Linked DNA regions of Homo sapiens: region 1 is linked to region 2. Evidence: chromatin loops called from intact Hi-C (ENCODE). Cell type or tissue: B cell. All regions are shown on one strand. Links, peaks and the distances in the headings refer to the core of each region. The heading gives the core; the rest is flanking DNA.

Evidence for each region. A loop is a pair of places that touch in the nucleus more often than their neighbours do. Peaks named below come from ENCODE experiments on the same cell type or tissue, not always from the same donor. Only the 100,000 strongest peaks of a DNase experiment are listed, where the experiment ranks them.
Region 1: it touches region 2 in a loop (2.6-fold over the local background); 4 of 110 quality-filtered maps call a loop at or near these places.

What each region holds. Positions count from the first base shown.
Region 1 is chr10:63,375,870-63,378,680 of GRCh38, reverse strand. The region is part of intron 2 of JMJD1C (jumonji domain containing 1C); the gene reads left to right. Among named protein-coding and RNA genes, the nearest start is that of MIR1296, 4.2 kb to the right of the region's middle. In B cell, for the core only: no CTCF peak of the experiment used is centred there; a DNase peak (open chromatin) is centred at 1,440; H3K4me3 peaks cover 962 bases.
Region 2 is chr10:63,215,679-63,218,489 of GRCh38, reverse strand. JMJD1C (jumonji domain containing 1C) reads left to right here. Exons shown (of 26, transcript NM_032776.3): 5 at 1,159-1,283; 6 at 2,794-2,811. Among named protein-coding and RNA genes, the nearest start is that of NRBF2, 84 kb to the right of the region's middle. In B cell, for the core only: CTCF peaks have their summits at 1,017 and 1,218 (motif pointing left); a DNase peak (open chromatin) is centred at 1,209; H3K27ac peaks cover 394 bases.

The DNA.
Region 1 (2,811 bases), core at 57-2,556, 160 kb before region 2:
TAGCATCAATAATATGAAAAACTATACATCAGTATCAGAGTTAAAAAATTAATAAAGCTTTAGAAAAATCTTTGCCTTTTTGTTTTTTTGAGATGGAGTCTCACTCTGTTGCCCAGGCTGGAGTGCAGTGGCATGATCTCGGCTCACTGCAAGCTCTGCCTCCCGGGTTCACGCAGTTCTCCTGCCTCAGCCTCCGGAGTAGCTGGGACTACAGGCGCCTGCCACCACGCCCGGTTAATTTTTTTGTATTTTCAGTAGAGACTGGGTTTCACCGTGTTAGCCAGGATGGTCTCGATCTCCTGACCTCGTGATCCACCCGCCTCGGCCCTCCAAAGTGCTGGGATTACAGGTCTGAGCCACCGTGCCCAGCCAATTTTTGCCCTTTCTTAAAGGCAATTAAGATTGAGATGAATTTCTGTTGTATTCATAAAATACTGATTTTAGAGAGAATTTTTATTGGAAAATACTGTTTAATGATAATTTTGTCATAATTTTACAAAGTTGTTTCTGTTGAAAACCTCTTAGCCTTGAAATTAGGCCTACTTAAACAATCACCAACCTTTTCTTTTTAACTTTATCATATACAAAAGAAAAAGTGATGAAAAATTTGGAAAACACTGTGGTATGAAAGTAATAGAGGATTATCTTTTTAGTCCTATTACTAAGAGATAACTCATATATATTATATATATACTAATATATATAATTTTTGATATATTTTCTTATGAAACATATTGCTCTGGTTCCTTTTTTTTTTTTGCCATACTATTTATTTTATTTATTTAGACAAGATCTCACTTTTCCACACAGGCTGGAGTGCAGTGGTGTGATCACAGCTCACTGCAGCCTTGAACTCCTGGGCTCAAAAAAGATCCTCCCACCTTGGCCTCCCCAGTAGCTAGGACTACAGATGTGTGCCACTATGCCTAGCTAAATTTTTTTTTTTGAGACGGAGTCTTGCTCTGTCGCCCAGGCTGGAGTGCAGTGGTGCAATCTCGTCTCACTGCAACCTCTGCCTCCCGGGTTCAAGCAATTCTCCTGCCTCAGCCTCTCGAGTAGCTGGGACTACAGGTGCCTGCCATCATGCCCGGCTAATTTTCATATTTTTAGTAGAGACAGGGTTTTTCAACATATTGGCCAGGCAGGTCTTGAACTCATGACCTTGTGATCTGCCTGCCTCAGCCTCCCAAAGTGCTGGGATTACAGGCATGAGTCACCATGCCCGGCCCTCTGCTAAATTTTTTAATAAAAATTTTTAATTGTGGTAAAATGTACTTAACATAAAATTTGCCATTTTAACTGTTTTTGAGTACACGGGTCATTGGTAGTAAGTACATTCGTGTTGTGTGTTACCACTATTGTCATCCAAACACAGAACATTTTCTGTCTTGCAAAACTGAAACTGTACTCATTAAAGAGCAGTTCCTTATTCCCCCGTCTTCCTGGCCCACCATTCTACTTTCGGTCTCTGAGTATCTCATATGAATGTAATTATACAGTATTTGTCCTTTTGTAACGGGCTCATTTCACTGACAATGTCTTCAGGGTTCATGCATGTTAAACCATGTGTCACAATTTTCTTCCTTTTTATTGCAAAATAACATTCCATTGTGTTTATACACCACGTTCTTTTCATCCATTTGCCCATTAATGGACAGTTGTGTCACTTCCAGCTTTTGGCTATAGGGAATAATACTGGTATGAACATGGCTGTATAAATATCTGCCCAAGCCTCTGTGTTCAACTATTTGGGTATATACCCAGGAGTAGAATTGCTGGATCAGATGGTAATTGCATTTTTAATTTTTTGAGGCACTTTCATACTGTTTTCCAAGTGGCTGCACCATTTTTCATTTCCACCAGCATTGTGTAAGGGTTCCAGTTTCTTTACATCCTCACCAACATTTACTTTCATTTTTTTGGTATTTACTTTCTCAGTAGGTGTGAAATGGCATGTCATTGTGGTTTTGTTTTATATTTTTCTAATGCTTAATGTGATGTTGAGCATCTTTTCATGTGCTTCTTGGCCATTTGTATGTCTTTTGAGAAATATCTATTCATAAAGTTCTTTGCCTGTTTTTGAATTGGATCATTTGTTTTTTTTGGTGTTAAGTTTTAGGATTTCTCTATGTATTCTTGATATTAATCCCCTTTTAGATACATGATTTGGTAACATTTTCTTTCATTTTACAGGTTGCCTTTTTACTGTGTTAGCAGTGGCCCGTGCTGCACAAAAGTTTTAAATTTTGATGAAGCCCAACTTGTCTGTTTCCGCTTGTTGCTTATGCCTTTGTTGTTGTATTAAAAAAAAATTGCCAAATCCATGTCATGAAGCTTTTCCCCTTATGTTTTCTTCTAAAAGTTGTATAGTTTTAGATCACAAATTTTGGTGAATTAATTGATTTTAAGTTTGGAATATCATGTAAGGGTCCAGCTTTTTTTTACGTGTAGATGTCCACTTTTTCCAGCACCATTTGTTGGAAAGACTGCCTTTGCCCCAGTGAATGGTCTTGACACTGTTACAGAAAATATTTTGACTGTATATGCAAGGGTTTGTTTCTGGGCTTTCTATTCCATTCCATTGGTCTGTATGTTCTTATGCTGATACCAGCTCACTGTTTTGATTACTGTTGCTTTGTAGTACATTGTGAAATCAGGAAATGTTTTTCCGTCAACTTTCTTCTTTCTCAGGATAGTTTTGGTTATTCAGGGTCCCTTGAGATTCTGTATGAATTTCAGGAGAGATTTTTCTTTTTCTCCAGAAAAAGGTCACTTGGATTTTGATAGGGATTGAATTGAATCTGTAGATGG
Region 2 (2,811 bases), core at 154-2,653:
TTCTTCAATAGTTAGAAAAGACTGAAGTTCATATAATGGATATGGCTACTAAACAGTGTTTACGCATCACCTCCCTTAAATTATAGCCAGTCAACATCTTCACTTTTCTCTAGATGAAAGTATTTAATTTACAGGTCATATGGAATACTTTCTACAGTTCATTGATTTATATATATATATTTAAAGCTGGCAAAGGATTGTTGAATCTGTTACAACTGTAGAAGAAGGAATATCAGAAAAATAAATTCAGTCCCAGATCTTTGACTTAAAATTTTACCTAATCTGTCAACCTCTCACTTTCTTGATTTTTGTAAAAGGGCTAACAATACTTAGGAGAGAGAATTAAATAAGCACTTGAAAATTTTGAAAGCACTTTGTAAATTATTAAGGTACAGCAGTTTTTTCCCTTACAGTTCTTTGTTAAAGTATTTGATACCATTTTAATACCTGTGAATTAAAGATCGTTTTCATCTCAGTATCCTCTTCTGTAGAGTGACTTGTTTTATTAGGCATATCTGAATATCTGCAGATAAATATGTTTAATATTTTTTATTATTTTCTAATGGATATCTATACAAGAATATCCTTTGAAAAAGTGAGTTTAGCACAAAAGTGTACCATATTTCGTTAAAAATTTTTAGTGCTATATGTATACATTCACTTAGCCAATCTCTTTTTTAAGACTTTTAGCAACTTTTTCTGGCTGTGATAGCAAATCAAAATTTATAGTTGTTTATGGTAAAGTTTTGGCAACTAGAAGACTCAAACAAACATCAAGTTGCAAGTTAATCTTTCTGTTTCAACCATGTAGTCATCTACTGCAATCTTACTAAGTAGCTTCATAACCTTACTGCATTCTACACTACTATAACTTTGCATTTTGAACTGTTCTCTTATTAACTCGTGATCCTAGAAACCTTCCTTCTCTCTTAAAGTATTTTATTTCTATTGAATCAGGAAGTATGTGGGTCTAGTGCAGTGTATATAGTAACTTCAGAATGATTCATTTGAAAGGATATTTACTTCTAAAACATTTTTTTGAAAACTGATAGTTGGATATATTACTATTATACACTAGCTCATGTTTCTTCTAAAAGGCAGTTATTAAATGAAGATGTCTCCATTTAAGATGTTTCTGTTTCTTGTGTTTTTTTTAAGGTCCTTATTCCTTAAATGGATACAGAGTGAGAGTATATAGACAAGACTCTGCCACCCAGTGGTTTACTGGCATAATTACTCATCATGATCTCTTCACCCGCACCATGATCGTTATGAATGATCAGGTAAATAGTTCCACTAATATTTTTATAGAGATTTTAAAAGTTCAAATCATCCATGCCCCCCAAAATACATCAACAATTTGATACTAAATAATTTTTATCTCTAGGGTTTTTAGTCGTGTAATTCTAGTAAGTTTAAATGTATCTGATATTACATAGAGGTCATTTCAGGTCATAGGGAGACAGCAATGCTCAATTTATTTCAACACTGATAAAATCAGTTCCTAAAATAGAGGCATTAAACTCTTTTAATTGATTAGTCTTTTTTAAATCCTTAGATGAGCTAAAATTTTCTTTCTCAGAGTTTCAGTTTTTCTGTCCCTCCAGTAATAAAAATATTTCCGAAATCATTTCTTTTCATCAGTGAAAACTTAAACACACAGTACATTTCTTCTCACATCAAATGTCAGTGTTGGTATGCTCAATTAAGTTTTATGGTGAATCTTAAGGATTACAAGTTTCCTATGGAGTTTTTGTTTGTTTTTTGTTTTTTGTTTTTTGAGCTGGAGTCTCGCTCTGTCGCCCAGGCTGGAGTGCAGTGGCATGATCTCGGCTCACTGTAAGCTCCACCACCTGGGTTCACACCATTCTCCTGCCTCAGCCTCCCGAGTAGCTGTGACTACAGGCGCCCGCCACCACGCCCGGCTATTTTTTTGTATTTTTAGTAGATACGGGGTTTCGCCATGTTAGCCAGGATGGTCTCGATTTCCTGACCTCGTGATCTGCCCACCTCAGCCTCCCAAAGTGCTGGGATTACAGACGTGAGCCACCGCGCCCGGCTCCTATGGAGTTTTAAGTACCAGTCTGAAAGTCTTGAGATTTCAAATTTTTTTTTTAACTTAATACAAAAAATACTCATTTTTAAAGCTGTTGTTTATGTAGAAAAAATAGATATTTATACCTTCCTGCCTGATTGTATTGTGGAGATTATCTGATAGAGCGCCTTTATACACAATTCAAATACTTTGGTTAAAATGTAGTTAAAATGCTAAGTAAGTGTTACTGTTTCATTGCATTTGATTTTTTCCCTAAAACAGTGACAAACTTTTACCTCTCAGAAAAGCACAAAACTGCCTTGAATTGTTAAAATAGTTTTAACCACATTTTTAAAATTATTCATTTGCACAATTTTTGTCTTTTTCTACTCCCTAAAGTCTACCTCTGAGTTTTATTTTACAACTGCTTTTTGAAAATTACTTTCTATTTAAAAATAAAAAGTAATTTAAGAATTGTTGGCATCTGTATTCTTGATTAATACCCTTGTTTTTCAAGATGTACTTGCAGTAAATATATTTGCTTTTTAATTCTTGGTTAGCAGTTGAAATGGTGAGTTTCAGAAGGTTAAAAAGGTAATTTTGTCTTAAGTGAATAAAACAAATTATTATAACAGCATCTTATAAATTAGGGATCCCAAGCTGATTTCTAAACATTTCTACTGAGTAAAGAAATTATACCAAATATTTGATTAGCTCATTCTATTTAATTTTTGTTTTTGTTTTGTATCATGGATTAGGTACTAGAACCACAGAAT